2 separate regions of the Homo sapiens genome follow, and region 1 is linked to region 2. A link is an interaction called in ENCODE POLR2A ChIA-PET data of the cell type or tissue named here. Cell type or tissue: A673. All regions are shown on one strand. Region 1 overlaps STX1A (syntaxin 1A). Region 2 overlaps MLXIPL (MLX interacting protein like).

Region 1 (8,000 bases), 110 kb after region 2:
TGCTACCTGGCTCTGCCACATGCTAGCTGTTACCTAATTTCTCTGCAAGCCAATCTCCTACCTGTAACGTGGGGCTAGTGACACTTTCCACCTGTGCTGGCCACAGAGCGAGTGCTCAGTGACAGTCCTTATCACCAGCATTTTGCAGAGCCGAAGTTGACTGCCCCGTGGACCCAAGCCTGGAACTGCCTTTCTCCCGTCCCTTCCCCCACATTGAATGTGACTGCTCCTCCCCTCTCTCCTGGAACTCACAGCCCCAAGCCTGCCTCGAACACCTGTGTGCCACATCCTTCAGGGAGCACCCCTGCCCGGCTTCACGTGAACACAGAAATGGCCAAATGTCCTCCAGGAGAGGAAAAGGGCCCACGGATAAGAGGAGGAGCCGCTGGCCGCCGGCGAAAGTGAGTCCAACTGGGAGGCATCAGGAGACAGGGGTCTTGAGTCCACCTTTGCCGCTGACATTTATGTGACCTCAGCCTGGTGTTTTCCCCTCTCTGGGACTCTTCCTTCCCTAAAACCTGCCTTACAAGGGGTCTGTGTCCAAATACTGTCCAGACCCAGCACTAGGGGTCATGGACGTAGGGAACATGGTGAGGGGGTCATGGCAGGAGGGATGGGGCCTACACTCACCCCAGAGGCAAAGATGGCGGGGTTCCCACTCTCCAGCATGTCCTCCAGCTCCTCACTGGTCGTGGTCCTGCCGGCTGCAAGCGAGTGGGGTCACACTGAGCCCAGCCCTCTTCGGGGAGTTCAGCAGCAGCATTGGGCCCCGCCCCCTCCGTCCCAGGCCCGGGCTCCCCCCAGCCCCGAGCTCAGCGGCAGCCTCAGGCCCCGCCCCCCCGGCCCTTAACACAGCAGCCGCCTCAGGCCCCCGCCCCTCCAGCCCCAAACTCAGCAGCTGCCTCGGGCCACCCGCCTCGGGCCCCTAACTAAGCAGCAGCCTTGAGCCACGCACTCAGCAGCAGACTCGGGCCCCGCCCCTCCAGGCTCCAGGCCCCGCCCCAGGCCCCACCCCCAGCTCACTGATCTCCAGCTGCCTCTGGATGCGGCCTTTGCAGCGCTCGCGGTAGTCGGACTGCGTGGCGTTGTACTCCGACATGACCTCCACAAACTTTCTGGACAGCGTGGAGTGCTGGGGGCCCGAGATGGAGGTGCAGGGGTCAGGCCCTGCGGGGACCGACCCAGAGACTCAGGTGCCCGCCCATCCTAGACTCCGTGGCCGCACCTGTGTCTTCCGGATCCTCAGGTCAGCGGAGGAGCGGTTCAGGCCTTCCTCTTGCTCGATGGACTGCTCGATGCCTGGGGGCACAGGTGGCTGCTAAGTCATAACCAGGCCCCTTCAACCCCGTCCCCTACCCGCACACCCAGCATCTATCCACCTTCCCACATCCCCTAGGGTATGTGTGTGGCCTGTGGCTGGTGGGATCAGTGCCAGGCACCGATGGAGGAGGGGCCTACAGAAGCCCTTCCAGCTGTGACGCTGTGTGGTGTGTGCATGTGTGTAAATGCACACCCACTCCAAGCTCTGCGTGTGTGTGAGGTCTGGTAGCTCCGGCCACCCTATGCCTGGGTACCACTCCTTTTCTGCTCAGAAAGGCTGTGTACGAGGGACCATGCCCACAGCGGGGAGAGCCAGGTGGCCCCTCCTGCAGGGCATGTGGCCCCGAGGCCTTGGCACTCATGGGGTGCACGTGTCTGTTCACCCAGAATACCGGGCTTCTGCAAGAGACCAGGAAGTACTGGCCACTTCTTCAACCCTCTTTAGCAGAGGTGAGGGGCAGTGCCCATCCAGAGTGGAGCCCTCCCTCGCCAAAGCCTTAGGTGGGTGTGTCCCTGGGCCCAGCCCAGAGTCTGGCACCAACGGGCCTTGCCAAGTAGCTGCTGAGTGAATGGGCACATGACGCCACCCTCAGAAAGGAAAGCAAGATCCGGCGCACCCCCTCAGGGCGAGCAAAACCCCATGGGCTCCGCAGAGGAAGCAGGCCTAGAATGCCCCCCACCCACCCCCAGACAAGCCTGACTCACTCTTTAACTTGGAACGAACTTTGTTTGCTGTCTTCTTTATGTCGGACATGAGTTCTTCCAGCTCCTCCTTCGTCTCTGGGGAGGTAGAAAGGGTGGGGGTAGGCCTCCTAGGCTCCGCGGGGACTGATGTGCAGGCTCAGCCTCCAGCCCAGGGGGCCCAGTGGGAGGCTCTGGGAAGATCCCTGTTCTCCCCTGTTCCCCTGGCTAAGGCTCTGCCTGCCCGCCCCCCTCCCCCAATTCTGGGCCAGGGCTGCACCAGCTGCAGCTTCACCCCCTCTTGTGCTGTCTTCGGAGGAGCCTCCCTTCCTCCTTTGCTGGCGCCCCCACCCCCTGGAGATAACAGATGGGTCTAAATTTAAGGCAGAAGTAATTGTGGAGCAGCTGGCGATGCTGGAGTTGGCGCCGGGAACAGTGACTTGATGCTTGCTGGAGTTGAAGGGGTGGGGGGGCGGTGTGGGCTCACCTGGTGTTACCTGGTGGCTCAGGAGGGTACGCAGCCAGGCAGGGGGTTGACAGGGGACCACCCCACACTCCCTGAGTCATATGCGCAAACACTCTGGGTGGGGCAGACCTTGCTGTTCCCACAAAGCTACGCCTCCCTGGGTGCTAAGTACCTGGCGGGCGGAAGAGGGCAAGGGGTGGATGGCCTGGGTGGGCGCTGATGTGGGCCCTCAGGTCCAAAGAGGTGGGCACAGTTGGCCCTGGCCGTGGCAGGTAGCTGGGGCCCTGGTGAAATTGGACGAGGGTGGTGACATAGTGTTTTGTGGCCCTTGTTCCAACTAGAACCATCTCCCTAAAGCTGGCAGAGGCCATGGGGGTGCCCAGCTTGCCCCCCTGCCTGAGAGAAGCTGGATGGAAAAGTGGGACAAGACAGCTGCCTCCCTTGGGGGTGCTCCTGGCAACACCCCAGTCTCAGGACACCCCCAGGACTCTGCCCCGAGAGAAGCCGGGACTGAGCTCTGGCTATCACCTTCCCACCTGCCCCTCTGCTTGCCCCTGGGGCTGGGGTTTGTCCTAGAGGGGACAGGGAGGGGTGTTGAGAGTGGTCTATCAGGAAGGCCCCGGATGGGGTCACCTCCCAAGTGGAATGCAGTGAGGTGGAGCGGGGAAGGGGGGGTTCCGAGGCGCGGAGGAGGGCGCCTCATCCGTAGGAACAAAGGAAAAGTCGGTTACCAGCTGCTCTGACGTCTCAGCCTCTTTTGCTCAGACCCAAAATAGCCCAGGCCGGATGGCAGCCCCCAGAGGAGGCAGAGCCTGCCTTGCCCGGGAGAGCCCCCCACTCATTGCCATCTTTCCTTGAGACTTCTCCTTAACTCTGTGCCGCCTGTGCCCTAGAACCCCCAACATGAGCCCCCTCCTCTTAGCGAGAGCCTGGGACTCCGCCAGGTCTCAACTGCTCAGCTCACGGGTGGTGACTCAGAACCGGTCCCTATGACTGTGCATGACACCGCAGCAGGAGACGGTGCAGGAGGTGGCCTGCAGGAGCCCAAGGTGTGGAGCAGACAGCTCTGCTGCCCCATGCCCGCCCCACCTGCCAGCAGTGAGAGACCCACTCCCCTGCTCTTTAGAGCCCTCCGTCCCCACCCCACAATCAGCCACCTCCTGACCCTGAGCAGGAACAGCCCACAGAGGGACACACAGTGACCCAGATACCTCTGGGCGCACAGACATCCGTCTCATGCTGCCATCCAACAAATCTCTCAGGCAAGGAGCTCAGCGTGGTGAGCCCTGGGCGTCCCTCTCTCCCTCCTGCCCTTCCTGAGGCAGTCCACCCTGCTCCCACCTGACCCATTTTGCCTTCTGAGGGCGGGGCACTGGCTTAGTTGGTGTGGCACTGACCTGGGTTCATGCACACTTTGGGGCTGTGAAAAGATTTACTCTGGGTTCTTGAAGATGCCAGTGGGCTTGGGGGTGAGGGGTCATAGACCAGGAGGCCGTGCTGGAGGTGAGAAGAAAATCTGACCCCGGGCACCTGGGTGGCCAGCGCTTGCCTCCCTCAAACACCTGATGGCTGCATCCCTGGGGCTCATGGTGAGCCCCCCTCCAGGGAAGGGCACCTATGCCATCAGCCTGGCATCTCTCAGTGTAGTAAACAACATCTCAACAGGAACATGAGGACCGGGTCAGGGGGACCTGTCTGGGGACAGAGTGCGAGCCTGACACACAGGCTCCCAGTGTGGAGGGAGAGGGGTGACTTCCTGGAGCCCTGAGAATGCCCGCCCCGGGGTGCCACATGGCCAGGTGCCAGGGCTGCCAGCTCCTTCCGGAAGCTCTGCCTGCTTGGCCAGCTTGCCCTCCCACAGCGCTGACGACTTAGAGCTGCCATCTGCTCCCCTGGGAGGCGAGGGGAGGGGCGGGGCTGGACCGAGAGGCCTTCCTATTGATCACAGACAGCTTCCTCCTTCCCTCCTTCCTTCCCTCGCTCCCAGAAGCCCAGGGCTGCAGCCAGCCCAGTTGCCTTAGAAAAAAGCCAGTTCGAAATGAAAAAAAATACCTTCTTGGGGCTGGGCGTGGGGGCTCATGCCTGTAATCCCAGCACTTTGGGAGGCCGAGGCGGGCGGATCACCTGAGGTCGGGAGTTCGAGACCAGCCTGACCAATATGGAGAAACCCCATCTTTACTAAAAATACCAAAAATTAGCCGGGCGTGGTGGCGCATGCCTGTAATCCCAGCTACTTGGGAGGCTGACGTAGGAGAATTGCTTGAACCTGGGAGGCGGAGGTTGCAGTGAGCCGAGATGGCACCACTGCACTGCAGCCTGGGTGACAGAGCAAGACTCCGTCTTGAAAAAAAAAAAAAGAAAAAAGAAAAGAAAAAAGGAAAAAAGCCAGTTCGGCTGGGCGCGGTGGCTCATGCCTGTAATCCCAGCACTTTGGGAGGCTGAAGCAGGTGGATCACGAGGTCAGGAGATCAAGACTGTCTTGGCCAACATGGTGAAACCCCGTCTCTACTAAAATACAAAAAATTAGCCGGGCATGGTGGCGCGTGCCTGTAATCCCAGCTACTTGGGAGGCTGAGGCAGGGGAATCGCTTGAACCCGGAAGGCAGAGGTGGCAGTGAGCTGAGATTGTGCCACTGCACTCCAGCCTGGCGACAGAGCAAGACTCCATCTCAAAAAAAAAAAAAAAAAAAGAAAAAAAGAAAAAAAAGGCCAGTTCACCTGGGAAGGGCGGGGCCGATCGCCTCTCCCATCACCCAAGTCTTTCATGGAGACCTGGTCTGGCCGGCCTGGGATGCTGGGTACTGACCCCCCAGTTCCAAGCCGGGGACAGCTGCATTTCCCAAGGCTTCTCGTGAAACCCTCCCGACCCTGGCCCGCCCAGACACTCCTAAGCCCACCAGCCATGAAGGCTGCAGAGGTCCCGTGAGGCCTCCCTGGCAGCAGCCCCTTCCCGAGGCTTGTGGGGCCTGAAACCCGTCCCCCGCCCCACACACTCACTCTCATCGGGGTTGGGGGATGCCAGGATGGCACTGTGCTTCCGCTTCACCTCCTCCACGTTCTCTGCGATCTTGTCAATGAAGCCTCGAATCTCCTCCACCTGCGGACCAAGGCCAGGTGGTCAGGAGAAGGAAATCAGGGGAGAAGCCTTCTGGGGCCCAGAGATGGCCCAGAGTAGGGCTGCGGTCAGGGCTCAGGGGGAGGACGGGCCAGGCTCCGGGTGCTGGGGTGCAGTGGGGGTGCATCCTTCCAGACCCAGATGGGGAGGAGTGTGATCCCAGATTTAGCTCCGCTCTGAGCTTCCATCTATTCACCCTCAAAACGGTTCATTCGTTGGCACCCCGGAGCTGCTGAGCCAGGTGCAGGTGTGAAAGAGCACTGAACCTGGCTCAGAGGCGAGAGTGGCCCCCCAAGTTCTGCCAGTGTGCGGGAAGGGTGGGGTGTGCTGGCTCCCACCTGCTCAAAGAACTCATCCATGAAGCGGTCTCGGTCCACGGTGACAGCGACATCATCATCATCATCGCTGTCCTTGGCCTGTGCGGGGTTGTGCACACATAAGTGGACGTATGTACAGGACCCACCTGTACACACGCAGGTGCCCAGGGTACAGCGCCAGGGCCCTGCCCCTCCCCCTCTCCCTGGGGGCCTCTGGGCAGGGACAAGAACAGGCCTGGCTGTTCCGCTCCCAGCCACAGTAAGATCTGGAGGACCACTGGGGGCCCGGCACAGAGAGAGGAACCTTGCCTGATACACTGGTGTCAAGGCCAAGTCTCAGCCTCTGGGCCAGGGACTTCCTCCCTCACCTATCTGCCTGCCCCCTCCCTGTGGCTGGGGAGGCAAGCGAGCCTGGGGCCGGCCGCTCTGTCTGGGCCCTCTGGGTCCCCTAGGCCCCTAGGACAGCTGCCTGGAAAGTGCATTCTCTACTCTCCTGGCCCTGTGGTTTACACACACACACACAAACACATACACACATCTGTAGAGTTGAGGTCTTGCTGTGTCACCCAGGCTGGAGTGCAGGGGTGCAATCACAGCTCACTGCAGCCTTAAACACCTGGGCTCAAGCGATCCTCCCAACTCAGCATCCCGAGTAGCTGGAATTATAGGTTTCCACAACCATGCCTGGCTCCAGTGGTTTTAATTCAGGTGGAGCCCAGAGGTCCCAAGCTCCCTTTCCAGAGTGGGCCCTATAAGGGGAGACCTGCCTACTGTGTCCCAGCCCTGGGCACCACTAAACCCCAGTCCCGAGGTGGCACGGATCAGATCTCTTAGGAATCTCCTGTGAGTCTTTTTTTAAAACAGTTTTTAAATTTAATTTTTATTTTTGTAGAGACGGGGGTCTCACTGTGTTACCCAGGCTGGTCTTGAACTCCTGGCCTCAAGCGATCCTCCTGCCTCAGCCTTCCAAAGCACTGGGATTGTAGGTGTGAGCCACTGCACTTGGCCTCCCTGTCGGTCTTGCCATTGGACCTCGGTCTGCCTCCTTCCAGTCCCCAGACCTGGGCCCAGCAGGCACAAGGGGACAGTCATGTTGCCACTTGGCTTGGGTCCTGCCTTAGGCCTCAGCCACAGTTACAAGCCCCACTCCACTGTCCCAGGACCAGCTGTACAAAAGCCACCCCCATCGTGGGGCAGGGGTAATCATACTTCTGACTTCCCAGCATGCTGCGCACAATTATTACTGTCTGCCTCATACCGCCAGTTGGCCAGGGTCAGCCCACGCTGCTGGCAAGGCCAGGTCTCTCTCTGCAGCCAAGGCAAGGATATCCGGGGTGGCCACCCTGGGGCAGGGACTGAGGTCTCTCAGCCTGGGGCTCAGGGCTTGTTCCCACCTCTTTTATTTTTATTTTTTTATTTTTTGAGAGAGTCTCGCACTGTCACCTAGGCTGGAGTGCAGTGGTGTGATCTTGGCTCACTGCAACCTCCACCTCCTGGGTTCAAGCAATTCTCCTGCCTCAGCCTCCCGAGTAGCTGGGATTACAGGTGCATGCCACCATGCCCAGCTAATTTTTGTATTTTTAGTAGAGACAGGTTTCACTATGTTGGCCAGGCCGGTCTCGAACTCCTGACCTCAGGTGATCCACCCGCCTCGGCCTCCCAAAGTACTGGGATTACAGGCGTGAACCACCACATCTGATCTTGTTCCCACCTCATTTCTGAGTGCCTCACGGGAGTGGCCACTGACTAGCTCAGCACTGACCCCACCTCGGTGCTCTCGCGTCAGGACGGAGGCAGGTGGAGGTTGAGGGGCTGAGAGAACTGATGGGACTCATCAGGCTGGGCCTTAACCCCTCTGGCTCTATTTACTCTTCTGTGAAATGGGGACAGTGACACCTGGCTGCATGGAGGGAGGGCTGAGAAAAAGTGGGGAAGCAGGGCAGGTATGTTTGTTTGATTGATGGATGGACTGATTGATTGATTGAGACAGGGTCTCGCTCTGTCACCCAGGCTGGAGTGCAGTGGCACAATCATAACTCCCTGTAGCCTCAACCTCCCGGGCTCAAGCCATCCTTTCACTTCAGCCTCCCAAGCAGCTGGG
Region 2 (8,000 bases):
GTAGAAGCTCTATGGGGAAGGGGGTGGGGGCTGGGCTGGGGACAGACTGTGGGGTGGGTGGGAAGGCTGCAGGAGCAGGCAGCGGAGACACTCCTGGGGCAGGAGGGACGGTGGGGAAGGGAAACCTGGGAGAGAAGAGAGGCTCTTCCTGCAGCAAAGCAGTGGGTGGTGCCATGGGAGGGAAGGGAGGTGGGGGGCAGGGCTCCAGGCCTGGCACCTTGGCAGGGGGAGGGTAATGCAGCAGAGGTGGGGGTACAGGAGGGGGTGGGAGCCGGGGCTTGGGGTCTTCAGGAAGGAGGAAATCAGAACTCAGGAAGGCGCTGGAGTCCAAGGGGCCAGGGCAGCTGTTCCGAGCCTGGTTGGGGGGACAGACAGACACTCAGAGAGCAGGGGAGAGAGCTGCCCCTGGCAGCCATCTGGGCCTCCCCTGCCCTGCCTTGCCCTGGCCAAACTCTAGACTGGGGCCCTGGGGAGAGATAGGAGAAATGAGCCCTGCCTTCCAACACACACAGGTGTGCGAACATATACATGCAGCAGGGAAATTACAATGAGAGGAGGGAGTCGAGTACATTTATGCAAAAAGCAGGAACAGCGGAGCATCAATCTTCCTGCCCGTCCATTTGTCTCCCAAATAACTTATTCATCCATCCATCCACTAACTTGTCCACCAATCCATCCACCAACCAACTCACCCATCCATTCATCATCCATCCATCCACTAACTTGTCCACTGATCCATCCACCAACCAACCTACCATTCCTTCATCATCCATCCACTAACTTCACCAATCCATCCACTAACCAACCCACCCATCCATTCATCAATTGTCCATCTACTACTTCATCCACCAATCTCTCCATCCATCCGTCTTCCATCCATTCACCTACCTATTTATCAATCTATGAACCAGCTCATCTACCACTCTCTCCACCAGCCTACCAGATATTAACATATTAACTAATCCATCCAACCATCTATACTTCCATCATTCATCCACCAACCCATCCATAATCCTTCCATCCATCCACCATCTATACATTTCCAGCCACTTAACCACCAATGAACCCATTCACTAATCCATTAAACTATTCATCTATGTATCCATCCACCAGCCCACCCATCCACCCAACCACTCACCTACCCATATATCCACCAACCCACGTGTGCCTCCACCGCAGTCTAAGATGCATCTATCCATTCACCAGCACGCCCATTCATCTGCACACTTGCTCATTCATTCAGTCACTGACTCACTCATTGGACAACCATTCACTGAGTGCTGTTATGTGCCTGAGCTGTATTAGGTATAGAGAATGCAGTGGTGAGCAAAACATAACCCTTTCAGTAAGGAGCTCACTGTCTGATGGAGGAGAGACACCCCTCAGCAACCGATTAGAATTAGCACCTGAAAAGTCTGATGATGGAGGGAAAAGGCCTATAACCAAGCAGCAGGAAGCAACTTCTGAACTGCACCTGGGGGCCAGGTGTGGTGGCTCACACCTGTAATCCCACCACCTTGGGAGGCCGAGGCGGGCGGACTACTGAGGTCAGGAGTTTGAGACCAGCCTGGGCAACATGGTGAAACCCTGTCTCTACTAAAAATACAAAAATAAGCCGGAAATCGCTTGAACACGGGAGGCGGAGGTTACAGTGAGCCGAGATCATGCCACTGCACTCGAGCCTAGGCGACAGAGTGAGACTCTGTCTCAAAGAAAAAAAAAAAAAAGAATTGCATATGGGGAATTGATGAACCAAAATGGTAGATTCACTGTTTCCTAAACATCCACGCTCAGCTTTCTGCCTCGAAGCTTTTGTTCCTGCTGTTCTCCCATCTGGCTTGAGGTCAGCCAGTCCCTTCTGTCCAAAGCTGACCTATTCTCTAAGGCCCAGAAACTCCCCTTCTCCAGGAAGCCTTCCACAAGCAACTGGCCCTTGGTGGAGCCCATTCCATGGTCTCCATGCCCTTAGCTTTCTCCCACAACCGTTTTGTCCAGTTCTGCTTCACGGGGTCCCTCCCAGAGGGCAGAGATGGGGTCTTTCTTTCCCTCCAATCTCCAAGCAGAAGACTGGGCACTCAGGGAGTGTCTGATACCTCCTGGACATGAACAGGGCAGGAACAGCTCTCAAGTGAGCTACACAGGGCTGGACGGGGTGGGGTGAGCTCACCTGCAGACGGCTGTGTCCAGAGAGGTGGGTCATGGCCGAGGAAGCCGGGGGCACCTCTGGGCCCAGGGTCCCACTGCTGAAGAGGGAGTCAACCACGGGGCTGAAGCTGGGGGGCTCTGGGAAGTTTGAAGGCATGGGCGGCTGTGGGAGGCGGGAGTTGGTAAAGAAATCTGTAATTCAGACACACAGGGCAACAGCAGTTAGGGCCAGGGCTATGGCTGGGAAACAGCTGAGAGGAGAGTGGCCTGTCCCCAGCCTTGGCGGGTGGGGACATGGGGACTGGCGGGCAGAGGGTGGGGGTCCCTTCCACAGAAGATTGTGAAACTGGGAGGGTTTCTGTCTCGATTAGGGGAAGCAGCAACCGTCTTGGGTGGAATGAGCTTGCGTGGGAGAGAGCAGGGGACTGTGGATGTGAACAGGGACCCCAGGAAGGAGCCCCCTCCCCTCCCCAGCCCCAGGCTTAGCTCAGGAAGTCCCCCTCCCCACCCCCTGGTGGCTCCCCTTCCCTGATCTGCTGGAGGTGCAGAAAGGGGGTGCCCAGAGCGAGTGCCAGGGTGGAAAAGGGGTACGGTGCTAGGGGAGGAGGCCTGGCATGGGAGGGGCCCCAGGGTGGCAGAAGTTCAAGAGGGTGAGTTGGAGATGAGGGGGAACGTGAGGTCACTGGGTCCGGGACAAGCTTGGTTTGTTGGAAGGTCAACAGGTGGAGCCTAGGAGTGGGGTGAAGAGTGTAATGGGGCGAGAGGGGCCTAAGGCTGGGCTCCGAGTGGGGTGGGGGCGAGAGGGGCCTAAGGGTGGGCTCTGAGTGGTGTGTGGGCAAGAGGGAGATATGGGTGGGCTCTGAGTGGGATGGGGGTGAGGGGGGTGCCTAAGGCTGGGCTCCAAGTGGGGTGTGGGCAAGAGGGGCTAAGGGTGGGCTCTGAGTGGGGTGGGGGCGAGAGGGGCCTAAGGGTGGGTTCTGAGTGGGGTGTGGGCAAGAGGGGGATACGGGTGGGCTCCAAGTGGGGGGGGGGTGAAGGGGGACCTAAGACTGGGCTCCAAGTGGGGTGGGGGCAAGAGGGGCTAAGGGTGGGCTCCAAGTAGGGTGGGGATGAGAGGGGGCCTAAGGGTGGGCTCCGAGTGGGGTGGGGGCGAGAGGGGCCTAAGGCTGGGCTCCGAAAGGGGTGGGGGCGAGAGGGGCCCTAAGGGTGGGCTCTGAGTGGGGTGGGGGCGAGAGGGGCCTAAGGGTGGGCTCTGAGTGGGGTGGGGCAAGGGGTCTGGGAAGCCTGCGAGAGCTGGGGGAGGCAGTAGCGGATTGTTTGGGGTGCGGGTTGTGTAAGTCCTGGGCTATTCTGGTTTTGGGAAGCAGCTGGCCACGGCCTGACCACATCCCGGGCCTGGGCGCCGCCCGCCCACCCGCTCCCTTCCGGGCACCTTTCTCTGACCCTGACCAGCCTGTGATCCGTGCCAGCTCCTGAGGCCTCTTAGTCTGGGCAGTTCCGACCCCACCGTGACAACTCCCCACAGACCTGGGTGGGCCCCAGCTCCCAGTTTTTTCCCTCCCACCCCCCTGCCAGGAGAGCTGCTCAAGTCTGCCTCCCAGGAGCCACCTCCAAGGAGACCAGGAGTCAGTTAGATAAGGTCACCCCAAACCCAGAACCCACTGCAGGGTCAAGTGTGTGTGTGTGTGTGTGTGTGTGTGTGTGTGTGTGTGTTTGTGTCTTCACCCCCAACCCCATCCCCCAGAGATAGAATCGTGCTATGTTGCCCAGGCTGGTCTCAAACTTCTGGCCTCAAGCCATCCTCCTGCCTCAGCCTCCTAAAGTGCTGGGATTATAATGAGCTTGCGTGGGAGACAGCAGGGGACTGTGGGTGTGAACAGGAACCCCAGGAAGCAGTCCCCTCCCCTGCACAGCACCAGGCTTAGCTCAGGAAGTCCCCCTTCCCATCCCCTGGTGGCTCCCTTTCCCTGATCTGCTGGTACAGAAAGGAGGTGCCCAGAGAGAATGCCAGGGTGGGAAAGGGGTGCAGGGCGAGGGGAGGAAGTTAGCCACCGTGCCTTGCTGTCACCCAGGTTGGAATGCGGTGGCACCATCTCGGCTCACTGCAACCTCCACCTCCTGGGTTCAAACGATTCTCATGCCTCGGCTTCCCGAGTAGCTGGGATTACAGGCATGCACCACCACACTCAGCTAATTTTTGTATTTTTTAGCAAAAATGGGGTTTTGCCATGTTGCCCGGGCTGGTCTCAAACTCCTGAGCTCAAGCGATCCTCCTGCTTTGGCCTCCTAAAGTGCTGGGATGACAGGAGTGAGTCACCGCGCCCGGCCCTGTGTGTCGTCAGTGGCTTTGCTTTGCAGGAGGGTGCAGAGCCTGTGTGTTGCAGTCGCTGAACCCTGGAGTCTCAGCATGGGGTCTGCACGCAGCCTCTGCCTACCCTCTGGGTGTCTGTCGCTCCGTCTGAGGCCATGTGAACCTGTCCTGCCATGATAGCATGGTGCACGTGCGTCTGCTCTGTGCCTGTCCGCGTGTCTAACCTCATGGCAAAACGGTGTCTTCTTGCTGTCCACCTGCCTGCCTGCCTGCCTGCCTGCCTTCCTGCCTGCCTGCCTGCCTGCCTGCCTGCCTGCCTTCCTTCCTTCCTTCCTTCCTTCCTTCCTTCCTTTCTTTCCCTCTCTCTCTTTCTTTCATCTCTCTCTCTCTCTTTCTCTCTTTCTTTCTTTTTTTTTTTTTGAGATGGAGTCTCGCTCTGTAGCCCAGGCTGGGGTACAGTGGCACGATCTCGGCTCACTGCAGCCTCCCAGGTTCAAACAATTCTCCTTGCCTCAGCCTCCTGAGTAGCTGGGATTACAGGCCCCCCTGCTGCCTTTCTTTAAAAGGGGGACCAGGCCAGGCGCGGTGGCTCACGCCTGTAATCCCAGCACTTTGAGAGGCTGAGGTGGACGGATCACCTGAGGTCAGGAGTTCGAGACCAGCCTGGCCAATGAGGGGAAACCCCGTTTCTACTAAAAAAAAAAAAAATACAAAAATTAGTCAGGCGTGGTGGCGGGCGCCTGTAGTCCCAGCTATTCTGGAGGCTGAGACAGGAGAATTGCTTGAACCCGGGAGGTGGGGGTTGCAGTGAGCCAAGATGATGCCACTGCACTCCAGCCTGGGCAACAGAGCAAGATTCCATCTCAAAAAAAGGGGGACCAGGTGGGAGATGGCGAGTGGTCACTGCTGCTCCCCCATCTCCCAGGGTCCACAGTTCCTGTCACTAGGTCCCCGAGGCCCTGGCTCTAGAATCAGCCTCATGCTGTGCCTGGCCCCAGGCCGCTGAGGGCCTAGGGCTCCTCCCTGCTCACAGCTGCTGCCCACTCCCTGGGTCCCGGGCAGGGGTCATGGGGCCGCAAGGCCCTCTCATCCCTGAGTCACCAGCCACCCGCTTACCATCGTTGCCCAGGCCTGTCCCCACCCTGCCTTGAGAGAAGTTGCTTCCCAGCCCGAGCTGCTCACCAGGGCCCAAGTCCCTCCCTAGCCTCTGTCCCCTCCACGGACCTGACCTGTCATCCCCTCCCTGAGCTCCTCTGCCTCTGGCTGCCTCCCTGAGCACCCCTCACTAAGCCTCCTGCCTCCATAGAGTTCTGGTCCCCTCCCTGGGTTTCCAGCCAGACCTCCCCAGTGGGAGGCTCTTGGGGGCAACGAGAGCTGCCGTCTTGGTGGTACCAGTGCGCTCTGCCCTCTGGGTACACGGAATGTTTGATAAGAGAGGGCCACACGAGCCACCTCCTCTGTGTGGCCCACACTTTTTCCCCCATGCGCCAGCAGCCACCCGGGCTTGCCAGACATCGCCTCCTAGCCCCAGTCCCTGCTGGTCTTGCCCAGACCCCAGGTGGGGGTGGCTGGGCTCCTACCTGTGGCCGGGCGCTGTGTGCCCAGACAGGGCCGCTGCCCTCCCAGGCTGGCCTGCTCCCAGGGCACTGCCATGCACACTTCTGCCCCTGGGCAGCCCCCACCCCCTCCCGGGACTGGAACAGGGGTGGGGGTGGTTCCTCATTCCCTAGTTCCCGCCCCATAGGCCTCCACCTCTTGATTGACAGGCCCAGGACCCCGTGGGGAAGGAATTAGGAGGTCACTAAGACTAAGCTTTATCCCAGGGACCCTCTTTCTGTCCCCAGGGGCTTCGATGAGACGGGCTGAGCCTGGATATCTACCTGGCCCGCACATAGCTCCGGGGGTCCCTAAATGTGTGGCTATCGGGAATAACCTGCAAGACCTACAGCGAAGTGAGGAAGGCCACTTGGAAAGTCAATTGTGAAAACAGAGACATTTGTCCACATGTGCTTCTACTGACAGGAGCATCTCTGGGAGGACACTGAGGAATCAGTAACTTGGTGGCCCTGTGGTCAGGAGAGGGAGGCAGGGACACTCATGACTTACAAAAATTGCTTTAGGCCAGACGCGGTAGCTCACACCCGTAATCCCAGCACTTTGGGAGTCCGAGGTGGGAGGATCGCTTGAGGTCAGGAGTTCAAAACCAGCCTGGCCAACATGGCAAAACCCCGTCTCTACTAAAAATACAAAAAGTAGCTGGGTGTGGTGGCACATGCCTGTAATCCCAGCTACTCAGGAGGCTGAGGCACAAGAATCGCTTGAACCTGGGAGGCGGAAGCTGCAGTGAGCTGAGATGGACTCACTGCATTCCAACCTGGGTGACAGAGTGAGACTCCGTCTCAAAAAAAAAAAAAAAAAAAAAAAAAAAAGCTTTACAAGATATGATGCATGCCTGGGATTTTCTTTAAAATAACGCACTGGGCACGGTGGCACACACCTGTAATCCCAGCACTTTGGGAGGCTGAGGTGGGAGGATCTCTTGAGCCCAGGAGTTCTAGACCAGCCTGGGCAATACAGGGAGGCCCTGTCTCTTCAAAACATAAAAAAAATTAGCCAGGCATAATGGTGCGTGCCTGTGGTCCCAGCTACTCGGGAGGCTGAGGTGGGAGGATCACTTGAGCCTGGGAGGTTGAGGCTGCAGTGAGCTGTGATTGTGCCACTGTACTCCAGCCTGGGCAACAGAATGAGACCCTGTCTCAAAAATAAATTAAATTAAAATAAAATAAAATAGAAACATAACAGAAGAGAAGGAATGTTCTCGGATAAAAGACTGGCCAAGAGTTGATAAGTCGGTGACATCAGTGATGGTGACTTGGGAGGTTTTTGCTGAGCTACTCTTTCTCTACTAGTGTGTGCATGTTTGAAATGTTCTCTAGTAAATAGTTTTATTTTTTATTTTAATTTTTTTGAGACAGAGTCTTGCTCTGTCACCCAGGCTGGAGTGCAGTGGCGCGATCTCGGCTCACTGCAACCTCTGCCTCTCAGGTTCAAGCAATTCTCCCACCTCAGCCTCCTGAGTAGCTGGGATCACAGGTGCCTGCCACCACGCCCAGCTAATTTTGGTACTTCTAGTAGAGATGGGGTTTCACCATATTGGTCAGGTTGGTCTCGAACTCCTGACGTCAGGTGATCTGCCTGACTCGGCCTCCCAAAAGTGCTGGGATTACAGGTGTGAGCCACCATGCCCAGCCTAGCAAATAGTTTTAAAATGCATTGTGTGAAAAATAAATAGACCCAAATAATTCAAAGTTCTTCTCTCCCCTGAGAGAGTCCCAGCCTTCACTGCTTTCTTGGGAGCCCCTGGTTCCCTGGCCAGGTACTCTCTTGGGCCCTGCCCCCATTGGAGGCCACACCAGCTGGACAAAAGGAGACCAGGAAGAACCCTCAGAAACCACCCAGACCTGCCAGGCATGGTGGCTCATGCCTGTAATCCCAGCACTTTGGGAGGCCAAGGCAAGAGGATGGCTTGAGCTCAGGAGTTTGG

The links. Peaks named below come from ENCODE experiments on the same cell type or tissue, not always from the same donor. Only the 100,000 strongest peaks of a DNase experiment are listed, where the experiment ranks them.
Region 1: POLR2A ChIA-PET joins it to region 2 with 18 read pairs; 14 of 35 experiments call an interaction of 5 or more read pairs at or near these places.

Annotation. Positions count from the first base shown.
Region 1 is chr7:73,703,125-73,711,124 of GRCh38, forward strand. STX1A (syntaxin 1A) reads right to left here. Exons shown (of 10, transcript NM_004603.4): 2 at 5,921-5,998; 3 at 5,465-5,564; 4 at 2,026-2,100; 5 at 1,226-1,299; 6 at 1,024-1,132; 7 at 631-704. It overlaps LOC105375350 (a long non-coding RNA gene), which reads left to right. Exons shown (of 2, transcript XR_927656.3): 1 at 1-401; 2 at 1,708-2,064. Among named protein-coding and RNA genes, the nearest start is that of MIR4284, 4.2 kb to the right of the region's middle. RefSeq lists silencers at 718-847, 3,967-4,176 and an enhancer at 4,023-4,775. In A673, no CTCF peak of the experiment used is centred here; DNase peaks (open chromatin) are centred at 967, 1,467, 2,067, 4,357 and 2 weaker places; H3K4me3 peaks cover 1,708 bases; H3K27ac peaks cover 6,997 bases.
Region 2 is chr7:73,597,359-73,605,358 of GRCh38, forward strand. MLXIPL (MLX interacting protein like) reads right to left here. Exons shown (of 17, transcript NM_032951.3): 8 at 2,168-2,337; 9 at 1-355. Among named protein-coding and RNA genes, the nearest start is that of TBL2, 23 kb to the left of the region's middle. RefSeq lists silencers at 4,481-4,775, 5,501-5,795 and enhancers at 5,472-6,008, 5,501-5,795. In A673, no CTCF peak of the experiment used is centred here; DNase peaks (open chromatin) are centred at 4,063, 4,573 and 4,953.